Regions from separate parts of the Homo sapiens genome. Here region 2 is linked to region 1. Evidence: read pairs that join two places in POLR2A ChIA-PET (ENCODE). Cell type or tissue: GM12878. All regions are shown on one strand. Each heading gives the region's core, and the rest is flanking DNA. Links, peaks and the distances in the headings are about the cores only. Region 1 overlaps ATXN1 (ataxin 1). Region 2 overlaps ATXN1 (ataxin 1).

The links. Peaks named below come from ENCODE experiments on the same cell type or tissue, not always from the same donor. Only the 100,000 strongest peaks of a DNase experiment are listed, where the experiment ranks them.
Region 2: POLR2A ChIA-PET joins it to region 1 with 14 read pairs; 4 of 35 experiments call an interaction of 5 or more read pairs at or near these places.

The regions. Positions count from the first base shown.
Region 1 is chr6:16,487,233-16,497,042 of GRCh38, forward strand. All of the region lies in intron 5 of ATXN1 (ataxin 1), which reads right to left. Among named protein-coding and RNA genes, the nearest start is that of GMPR, 250 kb to the left of the region's middle. RefSeq lists enhancers at 6,028-6,137, 6,796-6,855. In GM12878, for the core only: no CTCF peak of the experiment used is centred there; no DNase peak of the experiment used is centred there; H3K4me3 peaks cover 2,075 bases; H3K27ac peaks cover 1,996 bases.
Region 2 is chr6:16,595,502-16,605,311 of GRCh38, forward strand. All of the region lies in intron 3 of ATXN1 (ataxin 1), which reads right to left. Among named protein-coding and RNA genes, the nearest start is that of ATXN1-AS1, 160 kb to the right of the region's middle. RefSeq lists a silencer at 7,769-7,954. In GM12878, for the core only: no CTCF peak of the experiment used is centred there; no DNase peak of the experiment used is centred there.

The DNA of each region.
Region 1 (9,810 bases), core at 2,549-5,048:
CAAAGGCCAGTCATGTTTTTCCTTTCAAATCATGAGCATGCACAGAAAAAACAGTTGTAGTATTAGCATTGTGGGTGTCATTAATAGCATTTCTGAGGAAAAAAAACAAAAAAGAGTGGTCCTTTATCTCTAAAAAAAGGCAAGAATGAATAATAACAAATCTTAGATTTGGAATTGGTAACACACTGACAAGTATATCTCAAAATAAAGAACTAATAAAAAATGGAGAGACAAAATTGGGACAGAAGAGAGAAAGGAGGTGTCTGCTACTCACATAATTAACCATCACTTTCATAATGAATACAGTTTACCAAGTGCTTTCTCATTAATTAAATCATTCGCTTGATACAATTTTACTTGGTACTTGCTAAATCCACCAGGCTCTGTGTTCAACTGGGGAATACATGGTAAACAAAATAGCCCAGGACCCTGCACCCAAGGAGCTCACTGCCTCAAGAGGGACAGAATTAAATAATTATATGAGTTTTAGGAGATGCATAAAATTTGAAAACTGGATAGGCAATATGAAGGAAAAATGAACATTGTGATTTGTAGTCATGATGGGGGTACCTCACTTAGAAGGAGGGTCTCAGGAAGGCTTCTCTTACAAAACTAACATTCGAACAGGAAAGTCAAAAATGAGCAGAAGTTAGCCAGGCATCAGGTTTCCAGGTAGAGGAAACAGTCTGTATTATACGAACTGATCTAGTGATGTACAACTGTGTTCTGTTATTTCTCTCTTTTTTATTTTGCCATTTCAACTGAGTCTCCTTGAAAAAGAAATGAGTGACACAACTGTTCTCCATACCTTGAAATAAGAGATGATTCATCTTTCTGACTGCTAGGCCATCAGAGCAACACACACCTTCTCTGTGATTAATTTCGGTGAGAGGAACACCCCTGATGCAGGTATTATTCTTGATGTGACAGCAAATAATGACCCTGCTCTCTAATGCACCCCAAGTCACTCCGTTATCACAGTGAAGTAAAAGGAAGCTCTCTTGTTGACACCTGCATGCCACAGCTGAAGTTAAGAAAACCCTCCCCCAAAAAGGACTGAAAACAGATCACATTACTTGTAGACTTCTGAAAAACATCTTTAGGACCTTGGATCAGGTACCAGATTTCTGGCTTCCCCTTGATGATTACGGTATTTTTACTATTTCTCTCTTGGACTTAAACAGCTTTTATGCCCACCGTTAACAGTGTTCCGTCAACCTTCTCTCTTGGTTCTTGGTTCAGTGGTCTGTTTACTTACCCACATGAGCCGCAAGCAAGGTGCAAAGAAATTAAAAGCAGTGGAAATGTCATGTTCATCTGAAGTGTTTTCTTCTTCCCTATCATCCCACATCTGGCTCAACTTAATTCTTCCACTAAGGAAAATCAGTAGTTTGCTTTCTTCATCCTACAACATTAAAGCATCATCCAACAGGCTCATTCATGTTCTCCCCATGAATGGAGTAAGTCTGAAAGCCTGTCTGAAACAAATATGCCAAACTTCTATTTGAGTCTCTTTCCATTTAAAATGTCCAAGATAAAATGTAATTTATCCTACAAGCTTCTTATACAAACAAAAATATTAACAATATTCCACATTCAAAGTCTCAGAGTATAAACCTTCACTTTGACCTGGCAACTTTGACACACTCAGAAAGGAGAGAGAGAACAAGAAAAAGCACTTCCTGAAGCCAAGGTGTCCAATATCTTGCCATCGGACCTGGGAAATTACGCCAGGCTGTCAGTTTCATCCTCTGCCTAGAGGAGAAAATGACACAATGCCAATTTCTCCTTCCCCTGACTGCCCACAGCACTTACAGTCTCTACCACACATTCTGACCCAAGGTCCTTTTCAGTTCAGCACTTTGTTATACTGTCTTTTTATACTCCACTGGATTTATTTAAGTCTTGAAGGCTCAAAAAGTTTCTAAGCTCTCTGATGAAAGAAACCTTGCCATGCCCTTCTTTTGCAACCTCCTAACAGCATCTAGTGGAAGAGCCTGGATTTAACTTAAATGATCCATATCCAAAACCTGTTCTAGGACTTAACCCTTACTCCAAAAGAATCACCAGTCTACAGCTATGCTTTAAGCCCATTTCACCTTTCTCTGTCTTCCAGGGACTTGAAAGTCTGATGATGCCTATCATCATCATGTGTCAGCCCTCCACAAACTCAAAAAAAATTAAATTACAACTTAGCCTTTCTATTCTGTTCTTCCAATCCATTACATCTTAAGTCATTAGTGGAATTTGAACAGTTGTCATCTCCTTTCAAGATTTACAAACTCCCCCATTTCCTCATCACCAGCAGCTTACATCACTAGCTCTCATAGCTTCTCAAAGCCACTATTAAGGAAACCTTCATGGCATGTGGAGGGGAGATGCAGACCTCTGAGGCAGTGATATTCAAACTTGAAGCAGCATCAGAAATGGCTGGAGAAGGCCAGGTGCAGTGGCTCACACCTGTAATCCCAGCACTTTGGGAGGCTGAGGCAGGAAGGTGGCTTGAGCTCAGGAGTTCAAGGCTGCAATGCACTATGATCACGCCACTGTACCCCAGCCTGGGCGAAAGAACAAGACTCCGACTCAAAAAAAGGAAAGAAACGAATAGAAATGGCTAGAGGGTCTTGTTAAATCAGAGAATGCTAAGACCCATCTGTAGAATTTCTGATTCAGTAGGCTTGGGGTGGGGTCAGATAATTTGTATTTCTGACAAGTTCCCAGGTGATGCTGATACTGCTGGTCCAGGGACCAGACTTTGAGAACCACTTCTCTAAGGTTAAATGTTTCTGTCAATTACAGGGCCAGAGAGATGCTGAGGATCTTTTGAGTACATTTAATCACCATTTGATAGCTACATTGAAAGCAATGATACCTGTCTATTTCAAAGAAGCGACAAATGACCAAAAAAAAAAAAAAAAACCAAAAACCAAACAACAAAAAACTTCACACACTATATTACCCAGGTTATTACACTGTGTGTGGCCTCTCTACTTGGAGTCTGAATCCATTCTCCTCCTACTGGTTCCAGATCCTGCTGGGGTCAACTCTGCTCCCAACTTCCCTTCAGTCTTTTTCCTCTCTACTGGAAATTTCTCACACTCCAAGCATACTCAGTCACTGCTATTCCTAAAAGAATTTATCCATACCCTAATACAGTCCCAAATGGCTGTCCTCTCTCTTCTGTTTACCAACAAACAGTTGTACTATACATTCAATGCCAGTATTTCACCGCCTACATCTTAAAACTCTGGAGCTTGATTTCCACCACTTTTCTCTGTGTTAGTAACCTTCCTTCTCCTCCAAAGGTCAAGAATGGTTTCCTGCCTTCTAAATGCAGTGACCTTTGCTGAGTCCTCCTCTTAACTTCTCTAACAATGTCTGATACAGTTCACTAGTAATAGTTCCTTCCATTTTCTTTTCCTTTTATTTAGTAGACTAGCATTTTTGCCTGAACAGCATCTTTTCTGGAATGATCTCTCCCCTTGGCTGTTATCTGGGCTGGGATGACTTCACACATTGGCCTGGAAGATGGACATATGACCCAGGTCTGGGCAATCGTAATACAACAACCCTCCAGCCACAGTGACTGGCCTAGGGGTAGGCATGTACCCAAGGCAAGCCAATCAAAGGCCTCTCTCAGACTACCTGGAACTAAGAGGAGCAACACACTCTTTCCTAGTGAGACCACGGGAGCATGATGCTACTAACAGCTGGTTTCTTTAGCCACCTCTTACAGAAAGCCCACTGGAGAAGGAAGCTTCCCAGTACAGAGAAAAGCTGAAAGACAGAAAATCTGAGTCCTGATGACAGTAAAGTCCCTTGGATTTAGCCATGCCAGAAGTTAGACGGATCCCTGGATTTTTTTTTTTTTTTTTTTTTTTTTGAGACGAAGTCTTGCTCCATCACCCAGACAGAGCAGTGGCACGGTCTCACTCACTGCAACCTCTGACTCCGAGTTCAAGCAATACTCCTGACTCAGCCTCCCGAGTAGCTGGGATTATAGGCATATGCCACCACACCTGGCTAATTATTATTATTATTATTATTTTTTTTTTTTTTTTTTTTTTTTGATACAAGGTTTCGCTCTTGTTGCCCAGGCTGGAGTGCAATGGCGCAATCTCAGCTCACTGCAACCTCTGCCTCCCAGGTTCAAGCAATTCTCCTGTCTCAGCCTCCTGAGTAGCTGGGACTGCAGGCACCAGCCACTACGCCCGGCTAATTTTTGGTATTTTTAGTAGAGACAGGGTTTCACCATGTTGGCCATGTTCAAGACAGGCTGGTCTTGAACTCCTGGCCTCAAGTGATCCACCTGCCTCAGCCTCCCAAAGTGCCGGGATTACAGGTGTGAGCCATGGCGCCCGGCCTGATCCCTGGAATTTTTAGTTATATTATGATAGACCAAATTCTAACGTAGCCCACAAGATTGCCATGTCCCCTGCCAGACACACACCTCTTCCCAGTTAGTCAGTGGGACAGTAATCAAGGTTCTGCTGTTGTGAAGGGATTTTGCAAATATAAGTGAGGTCCAAAGTCAACCAACCTTAAAATAGAGAGATTATCTTGGTGAGCCTGATCTAATTAAGAGAACCCTAAAAGGGATGGGGCTTTACCAGGAATGAGATTCAAAGTGAGAGAGGACATGTTGATGGAGGAGGCAAGTCATATGGCAAGGAACTGAAGGTGAATGCCAGGACCTGAGAGTGGCCCCCAGCTCACAGCCAGCAATGGAACGGGACCTTGGTCCTACGACCACAAGAAACTAAATACAAAAAACCATGTGAGCTTGAAAAAGGACCATGAGCTCCAGATAATAAGGCAGCCCTGTTGACACCTCAATTTCAGTCTTATGAAACCCTGAACAGATAATTCAGCTAAGCCATGCCTGGACTTCGGACCTCCAACAGATAATTCAACTAAGCCATGCCTGGACTTCGCACCTCCAGAAACTGTGAGATAATAAATAGGTATTGTTATAGGTGGGAATTGAACAATGAGAACACATGGACACAGGAAGGGGAACATCACACTCTGGGGACTGTAGTGGGGTGGGGGGAGCGGGGAGGGATAGCATTAGGAGATATACCTAATGCTAGATGACGAGTTAATGGGTGCAGCACACCAGCATGGCACATGTATACATATGTAACTAACCTGCACATTGTGCACATGTACCCTAAAACCTAAAGTATAATAATAATAACATAAAAAATAAAAAAAGAAAAGATGCACACACAAAAAAAAATAAATAGGTGTTGTTTAAGTCACTATATTTGTAGTTTGTCATACAGCAATAGAAAACCAATCCACATATAATACAATACATTTCTTTTTTTTTTTGCTTGAATCACTTTGAGTTTAATTTGTCTATTGTAACCAAAATAAACAAATATTCTTAATTTCTCTGAGATGGTACTTTCTTGGGTTCCTTATATTACTCCTTATGGCCCCTCTGCAGTTTTTTGCTCTCTCTGTTCTTTCTAACTCTAGGGGACAGATTTCCTAAGGCTATCTGCTCAGTTCTATTCACTTTCTATAATGATTTCCTTCTACTGTTTATCGTTCTTAAATCTGTATCCTGGTCCCTGGTATCTCCCCCTACAAACTCCTGGATATATGCAGTGGAAACAAATTATGTTTATTTCAAACTTTCCCAGTCCCTTGCTCCAAACCCAGCTCCTCCTCTTTAATTTCTGATGGAAGCTGACAGCATCATCATCTTCTACTCTTTCTCCCACATTCCATCGGTTTCCAAGTCCTACCAATTCTGCACCCTTTCTATCTTCACCGCCCCATGCTAGCTCAGACTGAATTCCTCTCACAGCAGCCTGCTCATTGGTCTTCTTGTCAATGCTTTCTCTCTCTAAACCATTTGAGTCATCCCTGTTGGATCGAACTTCCTAAAGTAGATATAACACAACTTCCCCGTGCCATCCATACCTTCATTGGTTCCTACAGCTTACTGAACATCTTCGAAATTCTTTATTTGATGCTGAAGATCTTCACAATCTGGCCCCAGCATGCTTTTCCAACTTCATTTCTACTTCTCCCCTCATGCACACTGAAGCAGCCACAGTGAGCTTCTCACTTCCTCTCTGAGAGCCCGCATTTCTACTCCACGTGTCAAAATGTAAGCCAGACCTCCCAAGACCAGCTCAAATCCCACTTTTTCTACAACTCTTTTATCCTCTTATTCTACAACTTTCTCAATCAGAAGTTTTTTTTTTTTTTTTTTTGGTTGTTTTGTTTTTGCATGTGAATGCCTATGGTTTTAAAATTCATTTTCCTTATGTTACTAACCATTTTATTCCTTATCCTACAATAGGTGTCATCTCCCCAAGTGGAATGTGGTAACTTCCGTAAAGGTAGGGTTTATGTCTGTCTTCTTTTTGTAAGCTTCACGGGGCTTTCGCAAATGATAACTCTTTGATCAATATTTGTTGATTAACTGATTGATAACATGGTATTATATTACATTATACTTGAAGACGTTATATGTCTTTGAGTCTCTGTCCTCCATGGAAGAGGACAGGTGTTCAAATGGAAGAACACCCTTTTGGGTGACTTGGAGAAAAATCATCACATAAGTCTCTAAGGAAACTGTGCAGTCCCTCAATGAAATGTTCCACAACAGCCTCTTTTTCCAACTCAGAACTAAAGGTAACTCTTTGTATTTCCTTTCTGAGGAATAAAGAGAAGCTGCCAGGGCTGCTGGCAATTGCAGAGTTCAGAAATGCTTCCTCTGAATGAGCACACTCAGCCCAGCAGGGTGCAGAGCCCTGTCTCCACCCTGCCCACCAAGGAGCTTAAGTGGCAGGCAAACTGGGCCAAAAACACCCCTTTCCCATGGAGAGGCATCTCCAGTGCAGGGCTGGACTGAGAGGCATCTCCAGTGCAGGGCTGGACTGAGAGGCATCTCCAGTGCAGGGCTGGACTGAGAGTCCAGTTAGACCTCAAGAAGAGTTGGAGGGAGGTCAGCGTGGGAGGTAGGCCAAAACTCAAGGTATTCTGAAGAATATGATTTATTCACAATATCATGCGTTCCCTGTTCAGTCAACATTTGATCATTTATGGGAGTTATCCATTGTAAAATTTCTTACAAACTGGCAGTCCTTGGATACCTAGCATGCACTCAGAATATTCTCTGTGTATATTAACTGGTTTGTGTTCAAGGAATAAAATCCAAAATTAGTACCGGCCTAAAGAACACATTATCAGAGATAAATATGCTGGAAAAATGTCTATCCTCAAAGGTTTTTTAAAAAAATTATATTTCATGTTGATCCATGTCACTGCTTCTTATCATTAGCATGGCTTATCACATAAAGGTAAGGATTTATTCATACAGAGACTGCTGCTGTGTGTATTTGTATGCAGGTTACATCTCCTTATGGACGTAGTGCAAAGTTTGCTATGAAATATAATTATACATTGGAGAAAAGTATGTCTGCATATCAAGAATAAAATGAAAATAAAATGTAAGTTGAACATATAGATGATAAATACCCAATCTGTGCTGAGCAGCTGTAGAACGACGTCTCAGGAAATTAGTATTTTAAAGACAAGATGTCATGTGCTCCTATTGACAACTTATTCCTGGCCTTATTTGTTCAACACGCAGGTCCTTCAGGTATTGCTGTAGCACAACAGAAAGAACAGTGGGCCAGAAGACAGGGAGGTCTGGGTCTAGAAGCCCAGAGACTCCACATCCCGAGTTACACATCCCCTTTCTGGTTGCCATGAGTCATCACGCACCTTCTGCCCAGAGGAGAGTTTTATTCATGCCTGCTTGAAAAGGTCAGTGTTTAGGTGTTGCAGAAGTGCTTGGTGAAAATGGGGAAGGCTGAAACACAGCCTGTGCCTCATGCTTTGATAATTTCTGAAGCATTTATAAATCATGAGCAGCTAAGGTCTGCAAGATGCTAATGTGTGCAGTCCAGTCCTCTGACTTTAAGTCTGTTTCAGTTCCTGCTCTATTTGCTCCTTTTTAATAACACAATTAGTAAAAATCCTAAAAAAGAAATAGCTAAATATTTTCCTCTCATTCTCTTTTTGCCATAATATTGAGAGTTATATGATAGTATCTTCAACTATTTTATTTGGCCTGACTTCACAAAGTACCAAACGGGGAGTGAAGATAAAATGAAGAGACAGAATCCACATATGCATCTCCCAACCTCTGTCCTTTTGAACAGACACAAGTAACAGAATTTACCAAAAGTATTAAAAACACGACCTTGGAAGCATCCTATCAAAGCCACAACTTCCTTTTCTTTTTATGAACTACTACCATGCAAAATTGCATGGCTACAGCTGGGACATCAAATCATGCTTTAAAAAATTAGTATTGGGGCTAGGCGTGGTGGCTTACGCCTATAATCCCTGTACTTTGGGAGGCCAAGGCAGGTGGATCATTTGAGGTCAGGAGTTCAAGACCAGCCTGGCCAACATGGTGAAACCCTGTCTCTACTAAAAATACAAAAATGAGCCAGGTATGGTGGCAGGCGCCTGTAGTCCCAGCTACTCACGAGGCTGAGGCAGGAGAATCACTTGAACCCAGGAAGCGGAGGTTGCAGTGAGCCGAGATCATGCCACTGCACTCTAGCCTGGGTGACAGAGTGAGACTCTCTCTCTCTCTCTCAAAAAAAAAAAAAAAGTTATTATTGGTATATTAGTAAAAGCCATTCAAAGCTCAAAAACAACAGAATTATTTTCTGAAATTCAAAATCAGTGCCAGATTTAACTACTTTTGCATAATGTTTGCCCCCACAGAACTTTCCATAATAATATTACGTCAACAGCACTCATTTTCTTTTTGGTCTACTTGTTTTACTAAATTAAAAGCCAACAGATACAACAACTCCATACTTTAAACTCCTTTTTTAATACTATTCCGAGTAACTGCCTCCTTGTTTAAATATTACAATTTTCTGACTCAATCAGAACAAAGTATTGCAAGACAAAGGTGCTATTGAAAACTTCTCTTTTTTTGGAGGAGGCTTCATAAAAGCATTCTAGCTTAAAACTGGGATTTCAATGGTCTTAACTGTGAATACCATGTAGCAGAAATGCCACTTGGCATTATATCTAGGGATTACCTGTTGAAACACCAAAGACAGGTATACTTTGATGTGGGTTACGCAGGGCCGGGTAAGTAACAAGAAATACAATTATTCTTTCTTTCTATGAATGTGGCGCTGAAGATTTGATACCATATTTGGAGCACAGATCCATCGTGTGGAGGGATGGGGAAACACAGGAGAGGGGTGCTGAGTGTGACCACATGTCCACAGGCCTGTCTGAGCTCGCTACAGGTCACACTGCATCATGAAGGACCCTGTACTCCACTTGCTGCAATTTCAATGCAAATAAAGAAAAATATCAACTACTATTTTATGAGTAAAGGACGCTGGCAAGATGCAGCCGTGGTTTGTCTTAAGAGTCCTGAAACTCAGTTAAAATACCTGATGATCGCGTTTCATTAAAAACCCCAAGGAATTTCTTTACACCATGAGCATTCTACAAGTTTCCTACCTCTCTTTAAGACTAAATATTTAAAACTCTTTAGAATTAGCATCATCTATGTGTCACTTGGCTCTAGGACACATATTCTCGGGGAAGAGCATATCCCCATTTCTATTAGGAGAAAGAATAACAGGATTTCTCCCCTCCTCCTTCATCTTGCAGATTTAGGGGTTTATCCTAGTATCATGGCTCAGGGGATTCTCACACTTACAACTCCTAATATATCAAAAAAGGAGAAAATCTCTCTTCACTGCTTAATTGTTTTGTCGAATAAGCTCTCAAAAGTTC
Region 2 (9,810 bases), core at 2,494-4,993, 110 kb after region 1:
GAAAGCACCACAGCTGACGCTGAAGTTAATCTGGAGGGGAACTAATTTACCTTCTTTAACACAAGTGGAGATGAGGGCAACAGTCTGTGAAACACAGTCAGTGTGTTCTTTCTCCATTATGGTCTCTTTCTTACTGGTTAACTACAAAAAGCAAGGAAATGGCTGAAAGGCAGGCAGTGAGGGGAGAGGGAGGAATGAGAGACTTTCACCTGTACGAAGGATGTCTCTGGAAAACGGAATGTTGACAGAGAGTAAACAAGCAACATATGCTATTAATGCCTGTTAAGTCACCTTTTTGAGATTTTTTGGTGACTATCAGTGAAGTCTTATGCCTCTTATTAAATTCTCACACTGTTTTAATTAAGTAGGGCCTTATTTTAATCACAGTGGTGGTGCCTTCTCGTTTTAAGCTAGTGAGCTGGAACCCAGCCAGGCAGTGTTAAACAGGAGCGAGAGACTTTCCTTCTTCGTCAAGGAAGCTTTTGCAGCCCCGTTATTTTGTTTTTTTATTTTTCAGAGACTGAATCTAGCTCTGTCACCCAGGCTGTGCAATGGCACGATCATAGCTCACTGCAGCCTCTAACTCCTGGGCTCAAGCAATCCTCCTGCCTCAGCCTCCAGAGGAGCTGGGACTACAGATGCACGCCTCCATGCTTGGCTAATTTTTACTTATTTTTTGTAAAGACGAGGTCTCTATCTTGCCAAAGCTGATCTTGAACTCCTGGCCTCAAGCAATCCTCTCATCTTGGCCTCCCAAAGTGCTGGATAACAGGTGTGGCCACCGTGCCCAGCCTCAGACCTCCTTTTCTCCCCTATCCAAAGCCTGGTAAACAAAGTGAGCTGATTTGCATATCTAAAATCGGGTGCTGGATGCCTGCAAATATGATAGGGAAATATGTATTTGGAACCTCAGGTGAAACCCCAGCAAAAACATTAAAATCATCACATTTGAAGGAGCCCTTTGTAATGCTGATATGTAAAGATCCCATTAAAACACAGCCATTCTCCACAACTACAAAAATCTTTGATTTAAAAATGACTTTGGATTCCTATGTCACGTTAAAAGTGTGTTGGGCATTTTATCCAGTGACTTAGATTATCCTTTCAGGAGAAATACTGTACTTCATTGTAAGTCCTTAATGAGGGACCAATTAGTCCTTCCCCTCCACTTCAAATTCCTCTGGGAAATGAGGTCAGAATCCACTTCCCACCCAAAGCACCTCATGGAGGCTGCATCAAATACTACAGCAGCATTTGTCAAAGGGGAGCCCTTTCCAAAGGCAAGATGGGTAGAAGGAGAAATCTTCATCAAGGGCTATGCCTTCCACCGACAGGCACAGAGCACAAAGAAGCTCAGCATTTACTATAAGATCTTGCACAGGAGCTGTTCAAACAAGCTGAAGCACACACCCACGAATTTCATCTCAGCGACTCTCTCTTTTACCTGCTGCCACAGGGACAGCCTTCCTGCTCCCTGATTGGGTGTCTCGCTGGCTGTGCACTCACCTGCAGGGCGCAGGGTGTCCCACCTGCATCCCCCTCCTGCTCCATCTGCATCATGCACTCAGAGGGGAGTGCCACTGCTCTGGGTCACCAGCCTGCTCTGGCTCTGCCGCAGCCTCCCAGGGGATTGAGCTCCTACTCCTTCCACTAGAAGCATGGTGAGCAAATTAGAGGTTATAAACACCTCCGGTGGAAGGAGGAGAATTCCTTTGGGCTTTGTAAGGGAACCTCGTCAGCCGCAAGAATCTCCGGGGTATAAGACATAGGTACATGCTCACCCTTGCCCCTTGGCCCTGTTGGGCATATGTGGACCACACCTTTTTCTGCCCACAATTATGGCAGAAATGCCCATCCAGGAAAATGCTGCTTCACATGTTCGAAGAATGCCTCACATGGTTGAGAATACTGCTGGTCCTCAACAAGCAGCATAAATCTATTTTTTTTTTTTTTTTGAGACAGAGTCTTGCTCTGTCACCCAGGCTGGAGTGCAGTGGCGCAATCTTGGCTCACTGCAGCCTCTACCTCTCAGATTCTAGCGATTCTCCTGCCTCTGCCTCCCCAGTAGCTGGGCTTCCAGGCACATGCCACCACACTTGGCTATTTTTTTGTATTTTCAGTCGAGACGGGGTTTCACCATGTTGGTTAGGCTGATCTCAAACTCCCGACCTCAGGTGATCCACCCGCCTCGGCCTCCCAAGGTGCTGGGATTTGCAGGCGTGAGCCACCATGCCTGGCCTAAAACTATTCTTGATGTAAGGAGAAACATATTCCTAAATGCTAAAGGCAGTGCTGCCAAATCCATGGCTCCCAGCATAGGCTAAAGTTTTATTAGGAGACCAGGAGTGCACACATCTCTGGCCAGGGACAGCAAAGAAAGGCAGCTGAGTCCTACAACACTGCTGGAAGGAGAAGCCAACAGTCTAGGATTTAAAAAAAAAAAGAAGCTGAGTCTGCCATTAAGAATGAAGTAAATTGCTAACACAGATTTTTAATGTTCTTACACACACACAAAATGATAAACTGGTGAGGTGATGAATATATTAACTAGCTTGATTGAATCTTGTTATAATGTATGCATTATAAAAACATCACACTGTACCCCATAAATATACATAATTATTGCCTATAAATATAAAAAGTTAAAACAAAAAATTAAAGAAATAAATGGTGAAGACATTTTTTAAAAAATGAATGATGCTTTCATGCATGCTACATAGCTTGTCACAACCTGCCGGAACGGGTTGCCAATGTGACATGCTTTTAAGATCACAGCCCTCCAGCAACACATTGATACCTGAAACTCCATAATTAAGAGTTATTTCCTTTTGTTTAAAGATGTTTTCTCTTTTGAAATTTCAGTATAATATGCTACTTTGGAAGTGGTATATCCAGATCTCCAAAATATATGCATATGCATATTTTAAAATCAAAGCCGAGTATTGATCCTAACTTTACCACTTTCCAGCTCTGTCACTTTGAGGAAATTATTTACTGGCTTGACCCTCAAGTTCATCCGCTGTAAAAGGAGTCACTAACGCTTGTCTCAGAAGGTTGTTACGTATATAAAACTACGCGGCCCAGACCACACCCACAGCAGCCACTCGGACACTGGTTTTCCCCTCTCTTTCTACACAGCAGGTCATAAGAAGTAAGGACAACTCAAGGATGCTGGCTTCCTGGTGTGGAATGATAAGGCGGCCAGCAAGCTGGAGTGGGGGTGGCAGGAGAAAAGGACACCTGGGCCCCATGACAGAACCTGTTTCACAAATGTGGTGAGGGGAGCTCTGCTCCAGTGCACAAAAAGGCTGCAGGCTGACACCATTTTGCAGTGTTCACTGGCAAGGCTGCTGACATAGAAACTGGCCTCCGTCAAAAAGTCACACCTCTCCTTTTCCTGGCTTGGTGTCCAGCTGAAAAGAGGAGGGGTTCATGTGCATCTGGACAGCTTTACCCCAAGGGCACCTGCAAGGTAGTAGGAGCAGATGAGGCTATGGCCAGATGACAGGGGGACATGCCAGCAGAAGGAACTAATGCAGCTTCCAACTTGCTGGTGCCCAGCCAGACCCCACTGATTTGGAGACTTTCCTGCCAACTTGCCAAAAACTGATCTGACACCCAATGGTGTCACCAAAGATGTTTTCTTTTCCTATGCATCAGTACCTCCACACCCAGGGATCAGTCTTCCTTCACCTCACTCTAAAGGGCCAGCCATCATTGCCTTCCAAGGTATGAACCAAGAAATGTCACCACTCACTCAGGTGAACAGGCCACAGAGGACTAAAAGTGCTGGCCCTATAGCAGCCTCATGCAAAAACAGATTTGTGCACTGAGAAGACTTTTGAAATTTGAAAGGCCGCTACTAAGAAGATAAACCCTCCAAAGATTTCCTTCTATCATTGTTATTCATTAAAAAAAAAACAAGCTTAGGCCGGGCATGGTGGCTCACACCTGTAATCCCAGCATTTTGGGAGGCTGAGGCGAGCGGATCATGAGGTCAGAAGATCGAAACCATCCTGGCCAACATGCTGAAACCTTGTCTCTACTAAAAATACAAAAATTAGCTGGGTATGGTGGCACGTGCCTGTAATCCCAGCTACTCAGGAGGGTGAGACAGGAGAACAGCTTGAACCAGGGAGTCAGAGGTTGCAGTGAGCAGAGATCGCGCCACTGCACTCCAGCCTGGTGACAGAGTGAAACTCCGTCTCAAAAAAAAAAAAAAAGCTTAACTTGAATGAATGGGAACAAGAGGGTTATTTAAAAAATAATAAACAGTAACAGCTATCACACCTAAAGGTGACATTATCTAGAAACATTAACATGTCAAGACATCAGCCCTTCTGTTCCTTCTGTTCCCCCAAGAGGCCTATTTGGAGCACCAGCAAAATGCATTTGGAGGATCACTAAATCTAACAGTGTTCACTGCTGTAGTGTTATGAGAGTGTTTCACTTTCAGGAAATTTCAAAAGGGAAAGGTGGGAAACAATGTGTGTCCTACATGGAAATCTCACATGTGGTTCATTGCGTCTTTTTTCTTACACAGCTGCCATTATATAATTCTTGGCCATTGTTTTTTATTTAATAATTAAGATGAATAATCTTGGGGTCATCCATTGTATATGTATCTGTGGTAGGTTTAAAAATTCCAGTTGACCTTTCCCTAGCCCCCAGTATACTTTTGGGCTACTTCCTCCCTAAGATGAGCTATGTGCACACATGTGGCACAATTTTAATACTATCTAAGCAAAACCACAAACCAATAAAAGCATCATCCGGTGCTTCTCAAAGCCAAAGGAAATGATTTTGGAGCAACACATCACTGATTACATTCCATTAATACAGATAATTAAAAGTTGACTGTATAATAATGTTAAATAGCAGGCATAACTTTTTTTGAAAATTTCTCCGTGATATTAGCTATGCAAAAACACTGACTGAATGTTCAATGCTAATCAAATTCATCTCCTCTTAAGAGCAGCGTATAATAAATGGGTAGCCTAAAAGGAATGCTTTGAACAGAATGCTTCACTATTGTCTGATTATTCTAAATTTAAAACTCCAACAAAGGAAAGGATTATTCTTCTAAGGTTCAAGATTCGTGAGGATTTGGTAACGAAATTCCTTAAGGACAGCAAATTAAAAAATTGCTATCTACAAGCTGCCACTATTTTATGTCTGTATAGTGTTTTAAAATCAAAGTCACTACCCATTCAACAACAAATGTTTGTTTGGAATAAATGAATGAAAGAAACAGCCTCAAAATACTTTACAAGTTTAATCACCTATAAGTTATGAATTAGGCAGCAACTTCAATCATTCCCAAATGATTGAATCATTTACCTCGCTGGGGTAAGGTATATGTCTGGCAAGCCAAAGCCAGAACTAGAAACTCAAGTAATTCCTTTGATTCTTAGAAAATGACGCAGTTGTTAGAGCTGGTTGCCTGCTGCAGTTGTCTTCCTGTGTACTCTCAATACAATTTGGAAGGCATGTTATCTAGGCTAGGGGAGGTAATAACAAAGGAGGCATAACAATTAGGCTTGCTCCTGAAATTATACGGGTAGTCAAAAAAACGAAGGACCCCACCATCACCTACTAAGCTATGTGATGGGTACCTAGCTGGTAAAAGGTGTTTCCAAGACCGGATCTAAGTTATTTCATAGGTAACTTTAGAAAGCACGTCCCAACGTGGCAGTGTTAAATTCATGTGTAATTTCAAAATAGGGTATCAGTGTATGAGGCATGTAGGTAGTCTAAGTTATGTGACACAGAGCATTTAGCCTACATCAAAAGCTAAAACTGAAAAATGAAATTCTTATTTAAGTATGTTGCTATCTTCACTCTAATGAGATACGTGGAACAAATTACTGGGGCTAGAATGTATTATAACAATAGTAAGGAAGAAGGTTCCTGCTGGATACTTGGTAAGAGGTGGGTGGGGTCCAGGATTTCCAGGGGACTTTGAGTTTATTCTTCCAACACTGCTAAAATGCATCTATTTTCTATTCTGACTTTCTAACAGGATGCAATCTGAGAGCCAGCCAGCCACTTAAAATCTATTTATTTCAGCTGTGCGCAGTGGCTCACGCCTGTAATCCCAGCACTTAGTGAGGCCGAGGCGGGCGGACCATGAGGTCAGGAGATCGAGACCATCCTGGCTAACACGGTGAAACCCCATCTCTACTAAAAAATACAAAAAATATTAGTTGGGTGTGGTGGCGGGCACCTGTAGTCCCAGCTACTCGGGAGGCTGAGGCAGGAAAATGGCGTGAACCCAGGAGGCGGAGCTTGCAGTGAGCCAAGATTGCACCACTGCATTCCAGCCTGGATGACAGAGTGAGACTTTGTCTCAAAAAAGAAAAAATCAATTTGTTTCAACAATCCAGAGTAGAAATACAAGTAGAAGATTTTGTGCAAGCGTATTTTGTGCAAGCGTAATCTATTTTGCAAGCAGAAAATTCTCACGTATTTTAGAGTCAGGGTTCTCAAATCATAAATCTTAAAGTTTTCAGAATCCATGCCAAGGGACTTAAGAAAATTAATATTGCCCCCATATAAGCTGTCTTTTGTATACTAAGCATCAGCAAAGCATCTGCCCCCAACAGCTATTTTACTGGTCCCAGAGGAAAGATAAGCAGAGTTGTCTTCCGCAAAATCATAAAGAAGGTCAAGTTCATCTGTAGGATCCTTCCCCTTAGGCCCTCTAGGTGCCTCCCCATTGGGCCCCAGGGGTTTCTACTCCGTAATTCTTTCCCACCCCTGCCCTGTCAACTTGAACACCAGTGAAACACCACAGTGTTTCAATATGAATACACTTCAGTCACTGTTTTTGCTCCGCCCACCAAAAAAAATCCATACTTTAAAGCTTTTAATTTTTTTAAGCTTTTAATTTTTTTAATTGAAGCATCACTTTACTTTCTTTTAAATTCTAACATCAGTGAGCAGCCAAAATTCTTTTTTTTTTTTTTTAGATGGAGTCTCGCTCTGTGACCCAGGCTGGAGTGCAGTGGCATGATCTTGGCTCACTGCAACCTTCGCCTCCTGGGTTCAAGCAAGTCTCTTGCCTCAGCCTCCCAAGTAGCTGGGACTACAGGCGCAGGCCACCATGCCCTGCTAATTTTTGTATTTTTAGTACAGATGGGGTTTCACCGTGTTGGCCAGAATGGTCTTGATCTCTTGACCTCATGAACCACCCGCTTCGGCCTCCCAAAGTGCTGAGATTACAGGCGTGAGCCACTGAGCCTGGCCGCAGCCCAAATTCTGAACGGGGAAAGAGGATAAGGTAACGTCTCCTACTTTTGCAAGCTTCTTTTGCTTCCTATGAAGGCTTGCCATAAAGATAGAAATGCTTTGACATCACAAACTGGGTTCATGTTCCACTGTGACCATGGACAGGCTATGTAACTGAGCTTCGGCTACTCATTTACAAAACAGGAATTATCATAATATAATGTAATGTAATATAATAATTATGAGATAATGATATAAAGTGATTGGCCCATTGCAATGTTAAAGAGCCCTCTCAGAAGGAGCACCATACTTTCTTTCTAAGTGCCGATAAAATAAAAGATAAAAGCAGCCGACTGGGATTGACCCAGCCACCTCTGCTAAGGGCCTCCTACCTAGAGTCACCTCACTGGGACCTGGGACAGCATGATTCTTACCAGTTTCTGAGAGCTTGAGGTCTTGGGCCCTCGAGCCAGGCGTCCGCTAAAGGCAGGTCTGAGGTTAGCCCATTTCCCAGTTACCATTCTCCTTTCCCCTGGCTTTTCTCCTTCCAAGAGGCTTTAAGCCTTTCCCACTCCTCCCTCCTCTCCTTCTGGTCCCCTGCCTCAACTCACCCAGAGACTGAGAATGCAGTACCATTCCTCACTGGGCCACCTTCCCTTTCCAGGCTCCATACTCCATTCTGTAATAAAGTTCTCATGGGGAGACCTCCAACAGCCCAACAGTTGAGTGTACACAGCCTTGAGTGCTTAGCGGCCAGAACCTCATTGAAAACACAGTTCCATAAGGAAAGGCAGGTTTTAAGACGAGCAGGTGACCAGGCAGGCCCCCACCATAAATGGGGTGAGCTCGCCAAAAGCTAGGCTTGACTTAGGCCTCATTTGGAGGTCTGAGTTGAATTTCAAAAATCAAATACAAAAACACTGGCAGAAGTTTAGAGAGGCAGAAAAGAGCATTACCACAAGAAAAGACGCGGGAGGCTTCACCAGAACAGGCAGGAGGAAGTAGGTGAGGCACAGCAGGTGAAGTGGGGGAAGTGTTCCACCAGGTGAAACTGGCCTGGTGGCTGTGGGGTACAGGGGAAGAGGTGAGCAGGCTGGGGTGGGGATGAGGACAGTGGCAGAAGATTGACGAAGGCATTGTGCAGCACCCCATGCAAAGGGGCGCCTCTCCGTCACACAGGTACTGGCATGAGGGTGTGGGGACCGAGTCCTATGAGTTCCTGGGTCTCTACCAGGATTTTCCAGGTCAGCATCGAGTGATACTATCTCTCCTAGAAGTGGTGGGAACTGATGGGAATGACCATGGAAGCTGAATCCACAAACCAAGGGTCTCCTTATCTTGTCCTCTCATGGATAAGGCTTCGTAAAGGGGGGATTCCTCAAGGTCTTTTAACCAAGTCTGCACATGGGAGAAAACGATGGAAAGCAGATGGAAATGCTTCTCAAGAACCTCTCAATACAAAGAGATAAAGAGGAACAGGCCAGGCACATGGCACACACCTGTAACCTCAGCACTTTGGAAGGCCAAGGAGGGAAGACCACTTGAGCCCAGGAATTCAAGACCAGCCTGGGCAACACAGCAAAACTCTGTCTCAAAAAAAAAAAAAAAAACAAAAATTATCGTGGCACGTGGTGCACATCTATAGTTCCAGCTACTCAACTGACTGAGGTGGTAGGACCATTGCTTGAGCCCAGGAGTTCGAGGCTGCAATGAACCACAATTGTATCACTGCTCTCCAGCCTGGGTGATGGAGAGAGACCCTGTATCTAAAAAAAAGAAAACAAAATTAAAAGAAATAAAGAAAATGTCTCAGGAAGAAGTTGTTCCTCTTCAGACAACTGGATTTTGTTTCTCTTCTTTTTTTTTTTTTTTTTTAGACAGGCTTGCTTTGTTGCCCAGGCTAGAGTGCAGTGGTACAATCAGAGCTCACTGCAGCCTCAGCCTCCTGGAACCAGGTGATCCTCCCACTTCAGCCTTCTGAGTAGCCGGGACCACAGGCACACATCACCATGCCTGGCTGATTAAAAAAAAAAAATGTAGAGATGAGGCCTCACTATGTTGCCCAGGCTAGTCTCAAACTCCTGCCCTAAGCAATCCTCCCACTTTGGCTTCACAAAGTGCTGGAAATACACACTCAAGCCACTGCACCCAGCTGACCACCTGGATTTTGGAAAAGAGGAAAACGGAAGTCTGACTGTTAGATGTGGGAATCAGATGTTTTCATGTTATATATGTGAATTATATTACATGCACATGTATGGTGCATATCATAACAAGAGAAAGTGTTAAACACACTAGAGACATTAGAAAACAAATCAAGGACTGAGGAACAATAAAAAGTGTTGCAATGGTGTAAAAGTAATACAAATTATAGTCTTTTACGTGAACTGCTTCCACTAATGCCCAATTACTATGCAGCACAGTATCAATTTAGTGGATCATGAACTACGTATCCGATTGACTCACTTGTATAAGTTACATTTTATGACAACACTAAATTCTCCTTTATATGTTCAGGCTCCCTATTTTGTGATGCGTGTAATTGCAGAACTTGGGAGCTAGAATGGACCTTGAGGAGAT